2 separate regions of the Homo sapiens genome follow, and region 1 is linked to region 2. Evidence: chromatin contacts called from ENCODE Hi-C or POLR2A ChIA-PET data. All regions are on one chromosome and are shown on one strand. The core of a region is the stretch at or near the end of the contact, and the rest is flanking DNA. Distances in the headings are between cores, read along the strand shown.

Region 1 (5,454 bases), core at 2,322-4,821, 34 kb after region 2:
TTTTCCACACAAAGGTTGCATATTATACTTTCTATCCTTTACCTTGCTTTTTTATTTGGATGTTTGTTTTATTTATTTGGAATATGGATATACCATAATTCATTGGATCAATCCTGTATTGTTGGAATTTAGGTGATTTCTAGTCTATTGCAATTTAAACAGTGCTGCAGTATATATCCTTGTATATAAGTCCATCTGCACATGAAAGTATACCTGTACGATTAATTCCTAGGAATGGAATTTTTGGGTTAAAGAGTATAAATATTTTTAGTTTTAATAGATAATGCCAAATTGCCGTCTGTAGAGGCTGTGCGATGCCTGTAACCCTGGCCAAGAGAGTACAGCAGTCCCCCTTATCCACAGAAGATACTTTCCCAGATCCCCAGCGGATGCCTGACACTGCAGATAGTACCAAACCCTATATATATTGTGTTTTGTCCTATACATACACACCTATTATGAAGTTTAGTTTATAAATTAGGCACCGTAAGAGATTAACAACAATAATCATAAAATAGAACAACTATAGTAATATGCCAGTATCACTACTCTTGTGCTTTGGGGCCATTTATTAAGTAAAATAATGGTTACTTGCACGCAAGCCCTGAGATACCAGGACAGTTGATCTGGTAACCAAGACAGCTACTTAATGGGTAACGGGCAACCTAGTGTATACCTGGTGGCTATGCTGCACGAAGGGCTGTTTCACATCCCAGGTGGGGTGGCATGAGATTTTATCATGCTGCTCAGAACAGTGCAAAGTTTACAATTTGTTTTTTCTTTTTACTTTGGTTAATCTTTAAAACTCTCCCATGGCAACAATCATAGATTACTATGTCATATAACACCTATGTCTTATATCTCCCCAGGAAAACATACCACCATCGAGTGCCATGGCATCCTAGAGAGAACTTCCATCTTTGCTCACAGCGTTAAGAGCTCTTGGTTTTGCAGCCTCTTTGAAATGACCTATAAAATTTATCAATTGTTTATTTCTGGAATTTTTCATTTAATATTTTCAGACCAAGATTGGCCACAGTTAACTGAAACCACGGAAAGCGAAACCGTGAATAAGAAGGGGCTACTGTGTGATTAAACTTTTTGCTCTTTGAAGCTAGGTCTTTTAGGCTTTATCCTGTCAGTGATGATAAGCCATTGAAAGGTTTTTTAAGAGGGGAGTGTTTCAGTCAGGTTTGTGTTTTGGAAAGGTCATTTGGGCTGCAGTGAGGAAAAGAGTTTAGCAGAGGCAAAGACTAGAGTCATGGATACCAATTAGGAGGCTTTACAGTAGTCCAGGCAAGACAGAATTGTTGGCAGATCCGATTAGGCAGTTGGCAGTGGAGATGAAGGAAATGGATATTGAGATAATGAAGAAGTAGTTTCAATAGAACTGAGGGATTGATCTGGCTGAGAGTGCGTTAGGAGTGAAGGTAGCTTTAATCAAGAAGTTCTAGTTCCGTGAGTCTTGTGAACAGCAACAGTCTTGTATGCACAGTCTGCACCTTCTTTGTAGATTTATAGATCTTATGTCTTTATTAACATTTTCTAATCCTAGAATATCAAAAGATAAAAAAGAGGCTCTAATATATTACTAATTGCTGTTTCTTGGCACCAAGGCAGTTTTGTCTGTTAATATCCGGTTGTCAGAGAAGTTGGAAGAGCATTTTTATTAAGATTCTTCAGTTAGGCCGGGTGCAGTGACTCATGCCTATAATTCCAGCACTTCTGGAGGCCGAGGTGGGTAGATCATTTGAGGCCAGGAGTTCAAGACCAGCCTGGCCAACATAGTGAAACCCCATCTCTACTAAAAAATACAAAAATTAGCTGGGCGTGGTGGCACATGCCTGTAATCCCAGCTACTCGGGAGGCTAAGGCAGGAGAATTGCTTGAACCTGAGAGGTAGAGGTTCCAGTCAGCCAAGATCATGCCAGTGCGCTCCAGCCTGGGTGACAGAGCGAGACTCCGTCTCAAAAGAAAAAAAAAAGATTCTTCAGTCAGCCTGTAGTCCCAGCTATTTGGGAGGCTGAGGTGGGAGGATCACTTGAGCCCAATAGGTTGAGGCTATGATCTTGCCTATAAATAGCCACTGCATGCCAGTCTGGGCAAGATGGCAAGAACCTGTCTCAAAAAAAAAAAAAATCCTTCAGTCAGACTTATTCCTGATATTCGCCAAACTCTAATGTTTCCCACATCGATAACATTCATTCAAAATTCTGAATTTAGGCTGGGTGCAGTAGCTCACACCTATAATCCTAGCTCTTTAGGAGGCTGAGGTGGGAGCATTGCTTGAGGCCAGGAGTTTGAGACTACCCTGGCCAACATGGCAAGACCCCATCTCTAATTTTAAAATATAAAATAAATTTAAAAATTTAAAATTTGAAAAACAGAAAATTCCTAATTTAGTAAAGTAACTTTAAATTCTACACTTAATTTACATATATTTTAATTATGTATATTTAAAAGTCTTTCATTTTGTGATCTTATTCCTTTGATTTTGTGTGTGGTTCTGATATTTAAAAATATTTATATGTTATAATTTCAGTTTTATATAATACCATTAATTATTTCATCTGTTCACTCAGTTTCTACTAATTTTTAATGATGAAAAATGATACAGTGTTTTCACTTCTTCTCTGCATTTTCTTCATTCATCTTTTTTTGAGCCAGAGTTTCACTCTTGTTGCCCAAGCTGGAGTCCACTGGCACGATCTTGGCTCACTGCAACCTCCGCCCCCGGGTTCAAGCGATTCTCTTGCCTCAGCCTCAGAGTAGCTAAGATTACAGATGCGCACCACCACGCCTGGCTAATTTTTTGTATTTTTAGTAGAAATGGGGTTTTACTATGTTAGCCAGAGTGGTCTCAAACTCCTGACCTCAGATGATCTGCCTGCCTCGGCCTCCCAAAGTGCTGAGATTACAGGTTTGAGCCACTGTGCCTGGCCTTCATTCATTTTCTATCTCATATTGGCCTAAAGTTTGATTTCTAAGTGATTATCTTTATTTAGGTAAATATCCTCTATTTCTGTTACTTGGTTTTTCAGCTTTGAGTAATGTCTTTGGTGCCTGGCTCTTACAGGTGACACAGTCAAGGAAGTTTCTTCCCCTTTCCACTTTCGTGCTGGCTGTGTTGTTTCTGTATCGTCAGGGCATAGAACATTGACATTCTGATTTGCCATTCTAAACCCCACTTGATTTTAGTCTTGCTTCTACAGTTATATGTTAATATGCATTAATATATATGTTAATGTAAGTGAAATATGTTCAGTGCTTACCGTCAGCTCTTTTGCTGTTGTTTTCTCAATCATCTTTTGGTTGACTACATTTGTTCCCTGGTGATTTCCTCAAGCAGGGCTTGTGGGAACAATATTCCTTTAGTCTTTGTATGCTAAAACACAATGTTCTCGGCTTAGCAATTTTCCGGAGGTTTCTTCAGGAGTGTAGCTGCCAGCGTTTTCTGAGATCTGCCTCCATTCCATCTCCTCTCCTTGTCTGCTCTGCTCATCTGCCGTGTCTTCGGCCAGTTTCCACCCAGGCCTCCATGACCCTGCAGCTCTTGTTGCACGTGGACTTACGGGTTTATAACCTTGGGGTGACCTTTGTCTACAGTAGCCGTGATTTTGCCGGCGTCTTGAGACCTGCTGAACAGCTCCACTCTCCTCCCGCTGAGCTGTGGCCCTGTTTATTTCCCCATATCACTTTGCTCCTCCTCAGCTTCCCAGTGTCTGCATCTGTTGGCTTTTGGCAGCTGTTATCCTTTTGTTTGTTTTTTGAGACTGTAGGTTTTATTTGCCTCCAGTTTCACTAACAAAGGAGTTTGCTTTGTTTATTTCATGTTTACTTTGTTGGTTTTGATGATATCTTGGAGGAAAAAAGGGAAATCACTGTTGTACGCCACCATGTTTGACAGGAAGTCCTTTAAAAGTAGGTGGCGTTATGGTATAACAACAAAGAGCATGGGATTTGGAGTGAGATACACCCGGCTGCGAATCTGAACTCTGCCACTTACTGACTACCTGACGGTGGACAGATCACATGCCTTCTTGTCATTGTTATCTCTAGAATGGGGCTGATTCTCCTAAGTATTCATACTGTATGAGGAGTAAGTGGGGTAATATCATATACAGGGGCCTAGCATAGTGCTTTGCAAGTAGATGTTCAAAAGGGTAACATTATAATGTTTCATTAATTTCCTGGCATAGATGCCATTCAGAATTACTTTAATCCTCTCTGCTTGGATGGCATCCATTATTATCACTCACTCAATGTTACTGGTGGATGCTGTCACTGAGGCCATTATTGGGACACCCTTTGGCACTCTCTCACTTCACCCATAATTCTATCCAAGGCAATTAGTGCCACAGGAGAAGGACTGCTCTGGGAGCCCTGGGGAGAGGACAGTCTCCTTCATATGGTAGGGGTGAGGGGTGGAATAACCCATGAGCAAGGTCTTTCAGGAAAGGCAGGATTTCTTCAGGAAGAGGTGGAAAGGGCCAGAGCTGGGTCTGGGTGCTAGATATTCCCCAGTCCAGATTCTGAGATCAGAGATTAGGGTGAGTGGGCATGGATGGGGCTTTGGGCATTTGTCACATGTCTTTGCCTCCCAACTTCCAGCAGGCCTGAGAAACCAGGAGGCAAGATTCCCATCAGAGCAGTTGTAGATGAGGTCCGAGGAGACTGGGATGCCAGACTGGAAAGAGATCTGAATGTCCATGTAGTTAAATCCTTGCTTTTGTCCCTCTGTTTTCAGGTCCTGGAATGCCAGACAACCACGGCTCCTACCATGTCGGCCAGCAGCAGCTCTGATGTAGCCTCCATTGGGGTTAGCACTTCCGGAAGTCAAGGTATCATTGAACCCATGGATATGGAAACCCAGGAGGATGGGAGAACATCTGCTAACCAGAGAACTGGAAGCAAGAAGAATGTGCAGGCAGATGGGAAGATACAAGTGGATGGAAGGACCAGGGGAGATGGAACACAGACAGCCCAGAGGACACGTGCAGATAGGAAGACGCAGGTGGATGCTGGGACACAAGAAAGCAAGAGGCCACAGTCAGACAGGAGTGCACAGAAGGGCATGATGACACAGGGAAGGGCAGAGACACAGCTAGAAACAACACAGGCAGGTGAGAAGATACAGGAAGACAGGAAGGCCCAGGCAGATAAGGGCACACAGGAAGACAGAAGGATGCAGGGAGAGAAGGGGATGCAGGGAGAGAAGGGGACGCAGTCAGAGGGGAGCGCGCCCACAGCCATGGAAGGTCAGTCTGAGCAAGAGGTGGCAACCAGCCTCGGCCCACCATCCAGAACCCCCAAACTCCCACCTACAGCGGGTCCTAGAGCTCCTCTGAATATTGAATGTTTTGTACAGACCCCAGAAGGGTCTTGTTTCCCAAAAAAACCTGGTTGCCTGCCCAGATCTGAGGAGGCAGTAGTAACAGCCTCCAGGAACCATGA
Region 2 (5,313 bases), core at 1,510-4,009:
TGATGTTAGTGACTGAGTCAGACTCAACAAGGCCCCTGGCTGCCAGGAAAGAATACCCCTTTTTCTTACTCCTGGCTCTACAGATAAACCAGAATGAAATTTGGACATTTATTCCAGTCCTTAGAGAAGCTGACTCCCTTGTGGGAGCCTCACATTTGTCACAGTGACTTGTCTGGGCTTTGCCTCCTGTGTTTGGCCTTTGTCAATACCAGTGGAACAAACAGAAGAGGCGGAACCAGGGTCCTTCTTGGAGACAGCAGCAATGAAGGAAGGGAGGAAAGAGTGCCTTGAAAACCAGGCAGAATGGGGAGGGCAGGGGATCTGGGCTTTTAGGAAAAGGGCTGGAGAATGGACATAGTGCTGCTGCCTGGCTGAGCAGTTGTATGATAGATAAATGTTAATTGTACACCTCATGAGCACAAAGCTTGTGCCAGCCTGAGAGCTAGAGGCAGGATAGAAGTGGCTGGCTTAAGTCCCTTTGGACCTAAATGGGAATGTTCTTAAAAGGAGTCTCTTTCATCAAGTATCTGGAGGGGGCAGGACAGCAGGAGTGGGAGAAAGCTTTGGACTTTGGGCTGTGTTTTGCCCCTGCAGAGTTTTTTACTGCTCCTGCTGGCTAGCCACAGACCCCTAGAGGTTCTGAGAGACAAGGACAGCCAGATTTATCAGGCATCTGGAAAAGCCTTTGGCCAAAGTGGGGAGAATGTGACTGGGGCTGCAGTGGGGAGTGGAGGAGGCGAGGCAGTTCCTGCTTCTCTAGTAAGGCCTGACCTGTGTTGGAGGGAGCCACCGTACTGTCTGCTGTCCCTCAGAACAGCCTCACTGCCTGTGGGGGTGGGGAGAGCTCCCTAGAGATAGGGAGAAAGACAGTCCCTCGAGAATTTTGCCAGCTATGTTGGCTCCAGCCCAGCTGAGCCCTGACTATGCCAGAGTCCTGACTGAGAGGCAAGTTCTGTCCCCACTCACTCTTGGCTCCAACATCTTCTGGGTCTACCTTCACAAAGATGTGTCATGGAGCTCTCCAGGCATCATTCTCATGGACCCTTGTGAGGAGGGGCTACCCCTGGGAACTGATGGACAGCTGAGCTGATGGACACCAGAGGCCTTGGTGGATGGCCCAGAACCTATCTCCCTATGCACCTCTCTCTGTCCCACAGCTCTGAAAGGGTTTCCAGTCCATGTCGGTGCAAGAATATTTCCAATGCCCACTGGGGTCAGAGGTCTCACATGCAGATAGTCCCACCAAACTGTAGGCCCAGCCCCCAGGTCACCCGGCATCTAGGACCTCACCCCCATAGAACAGTGAGATGTGGGTAGGCTAGAGAAGTTAAGGGGCCAAAATTGAGTAGAAGCAGTTTTGATTTTTTTTTTGAAGCAGTTATGATTAATTAGCTTTTATGGGACACTCAGAAGTTCCAGAAACCCCTGCCCCCTGGATTCTTGGAGGCCCTGGTCCAGGTGGGCTCAGAGAAGTCACAGAACCTATGATGTTACTACAGACAGCTTTGAAACAAGCTCTGCTGTTCAGCATGGGTCAGCCAGGCTGTCTAGGGCTTTTAGGGAACCTGAGGTATCAGGCCAGGACTGTCCAAAGGCCTTTTATGTCCCAGACTAGATGAAAGCCAGGAGGGATGGAGGCCCCCAGCTTTCGTGGTCAGTTCTAGTTTTCCGTAGCCTACTTCACTCTTTTATGTATTTATTATTTTAGTGTGTTTTTTTTTTGAGATGGAGTCTTGCTCTGACACCCAGGCTGGAGTGCAGTGGCGTGATCTCTGTTCACTGCAACCTCCGCCTCCCAGGTTCAAGTGATCTTCCTGCCTCAACCTCCCGAGTAGTCTGAGATTACAGACGCCTGCCACCGCACCCGGCTAATTTTTGTATTTTTAGCAGAGACGGGATTTCATCCTGTTGGCCAGGCTGGTCTTGAACTCCTGACCTCAGGTGAACTGCCTGCCTCGGCCTCCCAAAGTGCTGGGATTACAGGCATGAGCCACCATGCCCGGTTTAGATTTTAATTATTTATTTTTTATAAAGATGGGGTCTTGCTATATCACCGAGGTTGATCTTGAACTCCTGGGCTCCAGCGATCCTCTTACCTCAGCCCCACAAAGTGTTGGGATTATAGGCATGAGCCACTGTGCTCAGTCCTAACTTCACTCCTTTATGAGGAGACCTTTCCTTTCTGGGCCCTGAATTCCAACCCACCTCCAACCCTTTTTTTTTCTTCTATTCTGCTTATGTATGAATTCCCATTTTGTGAGATGAAGGTGGCACGAAGAACTCTTTAAAGCTTTTCTGCCCCAATGTTTGATGCCTCTCATTCAGCTCCCCCTCAGAGGCAGTAAATGGGGAGCTCCCCTGCCTGGGTGACAGCCCTGAGCCTAGCTGTGGCCCAGCCAGCAGGGCACAGGCAGGTCTCCCACCTTCTGAAGACCAGGTGCCTCCATTAGTTCAGGGTTTCTCCTGACCTGACTAACAATGTAAGGGCGAGGCCTAGAGAGGGCAGGGCGGTTGGTCCAGGAGCAGCAGAGCTGGGGGAGGGGTCCTCTGTCCCAGCTCACTTCTTGACCAACATGCAGGTGGAACTTGTCATTTTCCTCTCTGAATTAGAAAGCTAACTCTCCCCCTCTCCTTCCCAGGGAAGAAGTCCAGACCCAAAGAAGAAGAAATCTCCCAATCCTGAAAGAGAGGGACAAATGAAATTTATGGTCAGGAAAGGATGGAGTTGGCCAGTGCCTTGGAACCATGGGAGGTTCTGCCCACGCGGCCTCCAGAGGATTTTTAAAGCTCTGAGCAGAGGCAGCTGCACTCTAGCACGCTCCTTTCCATCTTTTCTGGAGCAGCAGCTCCCTCTCGGGGGCAGCACCCTTCCTGCTTGAAAAATGCCTTTCTCTCCCCTGACCTCTCTCCCTCCCCCAGGTCCCCCACTGTACTTTCCTCCTCTTTCTTTTTCTTCCTCTCTCTCTCTCTCCCTTCTATAGAACAGCAGTTAAATACCCATCGTCTGTGCAGCACTGCACTAGGAGCCACAGAAGCTACAAGAACTAGGTTTGAAGGCTGGATGGGCAGGATTTAGTTGAGCAGTAGGAGGGAGGAAGGACTTTCCAAACAGGGAGGACAAAAGGGAAGGCTCAGGGGTCAGGAAGGACTGTTCATGCTGATAAGGGACAGGCCTGGCTGTGGTGGCGCCGGAGCATTGGGAAGTAGAGGGAATCTGGTTGCAGCGGGAGTGTGAGTAGATCAGGGAGGGCCCTACCAACCCAGTTAAGGAGTGGAGACTCAGCGTCCTCTACACTGGGGGACTGCAGCATTTTGTTAGAGAAGTGGGTTATATGAGGGGTTAAGGAGAGGGGGCTGAGGTGGTCATCAAATGTGGAGCCATGAGGGTCTAGACTGTAGTGCAACAACAAGAGCAGAGAGGAAGGGAGAAACAAGGGCCAAGAATTGTGCGGACTGGATTTGGGGTTGGAGAAGAAGTAGTCCAAGATGGCAGGTTTTGAGCTTAGGAGTTTGGGAGAATGCTGGAGGTATCTACCAACCCAGGAGCCCGGGGTTAGGGGTGAAGCCAGGTTTTAGGGAAAAGGATGGGTTTGGTGTTGTGGTTATAAAGAGATGGGATCCTCATAGAGCTTTCTTATGGTTAGAGACATAGACCGTGAGCACCATTGAACAGGCTGGGCTGCTGGGAAGGAAGGGAGAGCTCTTCTCATGATAGGGACAGCCGAAGGGAGTGTGGATGGGGTGACCTCTGACATCTCTCAAGGAGCTGGGATCCAGGTCCCCACTGGAGATTTTTGTATCAGGAAAGGAGGAGGGAGAGGGAACAGTTGGCTCATAGTAAGTGGGCTAGACTCCACTAAGGGGCGGTCCTGTGTGGGTCCTCATCCTAGTGCCCTACACAGTGGCCTTTCCTAGCTGCCCCAGGCAAGAGAGATGATTGGGGCCTCAGGCAGAATGGGCCTTGTGTGGACCATGGAGCTGGGTGCCTCCCAGCTCCTGCTGAATTAACTGCCTTGTTTTTCTCTTTTTCACTCTCCCAGCTGGTTTGCCTTGTGTGGCCTCTTTAACCATACTTTAACATATTAATGATGGGTGTTCTCCAAGCCACCTGTCTCTCCTAGCCTCTCAGGGGATTTCCAGGAATGGGGCTCTTTTCTCCCAAAGGCCAAGAATTGAAGCAGGAGCTTGCCCCCAGGCTGGTGTGCTGTGGGGTGGGGAAACATGCCAGGCAGCTGTAAGCCTCCCTCTTGGGGGCAGTGACCCAAATGCCTGGGACACACCTTTCTCAAAGCACAGCCCCAAAGGGCCTCCTTCCTGCCTAACCATTTTCCTGGACTCTGCTGCATTTAATGAGCTCTTGGTTTCAGATACATTGGTGTCCGGTGGTCAGGCCAGTTGCTAAATGGAGCAGGCCAACTAAGACAGCTGGTCCCTTTTAATAGAAAGGCTTCTGGGCCCCAGATGGTGGCCGATTAATAGTTTGCGACTGTTGATTTCGCCTACTTCCTTCTTGCTTTTTTGGCCTAATGATTCCATTTGCTGTTTTTGCTTAGCTTATCAAGCAACCGGTTGTCTCACCCCAGCTCTGGAAGGTAAATGCATATTGCACTACATTTCTCTGACTGCTTTTTCCTTGGGTCTGGGCATTGAGGGGCCACTGAGTGTCTGCTCGTGCACTAACCAGGCTGCATGGGGTGAGGGGAGAGCTGGAGGGTGGGTGGGGAGAGTGCAAGAAGGTACTCAGGTGAACATGGCTCTCACAGGGGGCCAGAGTTGATGCTTGCATGGGCCATTTGAGATGGGCACAGGATCTCAGGAATAGAAATATGGGCAGGGGTCTCTGAGATGCCTGCAATGACATCTCTGTGTCCCTAGGAGACACCATGGGAACAGAACAGAGAGCCATGAGTCATGTCACATGACCCACCTCTTCCCCATCCTAGGTTTTTTATTTCTTAGGGACAGGGTCTTGCTCTGTCATGTTGCCCAGGCTGGAGTGCAATGGCTCCCTGTAGCCTTGAACTCCTGGCCTCAAGGGATCCTCCTGCCTCAGCCTTCTGAGTAGCGGGGACTACAGGCATGCACCATGATGCCTGGCTAATTTTTAAAAATTTTCTTGTAGAGACAGAGTCTCACTGTGTTCCCTGGTCTTGAACTCCTGGCTCCAAGGGATCCTCCTGCCTTGGCTTCCTAAAGTGCTGGGATTACAGGCGTAAGCCACTGTGCCTGGCCCCAATTCTAGGTTTTCATGTTTTTTGTAACCACATACCTAGGTGTGATACCTTATTGTCTATCTTCTTCTAACCATGGTAA

What was found. A loop is a pair of places that touch in the nucleus more often than their neighbours do. ChIA-PET counts read pairs that join two places held with the same protein, here RNA polymerase II (POLR2A). Pooled maps may share reads with other maps.
Region 1: a pooled map shows a loop between it and region 2 (8-fold over the local background). The contact joins two enhancer-like sites. A Hi-C loop is called at or near these places in 3 of 168 maps with a recorded cell type or tissue (ascending aorta, cardiac septum and posterior vena cava) and 6 of 50 pooled maps. POLR2A ChIA-PET finds 5 or more read pairs at or near these places in 2 of 52 experiments (H1 and activated CD4-positive, alpha-beta T cell).

What each region holds. Positions count from the first base shown.
Region 1 is chr15:84,851,645-84,857,098 of GRCh38, forward strand. ALPK3 (alpha kinase 3) reads left to right here. Exons shown (of 14, transcript NM_020778.5): 6 at 4,748-5,454. It also overlaps the pseudogene LOC124900361. Among named protein-coding and RNA genes, the nearest start is that of SLC28A1, 30 kb to the right of the region's middle. Within about 2 kb of position 3,572, at least 2 of the 41 ENCODE cell types and tissues checked have a DNase peak (open chromatin) inside an H3K27ac peak, as active enhancers do.
Region 2 is chr15:84,818,777-84,824,089 of GRCh38, forward strand. ALPK3 (alpha kinase 3) reads left to right here. Exons shown (of 14, transcript NM_020778.5): 2 at 4,554-4,592. Among named protein-coding and RNA genes, the nearest start is that of ALPK3, 4.1 kb to the left of the region's middle. RefSeq lists enhancers at 336-867, 868-1,397. Within about 2 kb of position 2,760, at least 6 of the 41 ENCODE cell types and tissues checked have a DNase peak (open chromatin) inside an H3K27ac peak, as active enhancers do.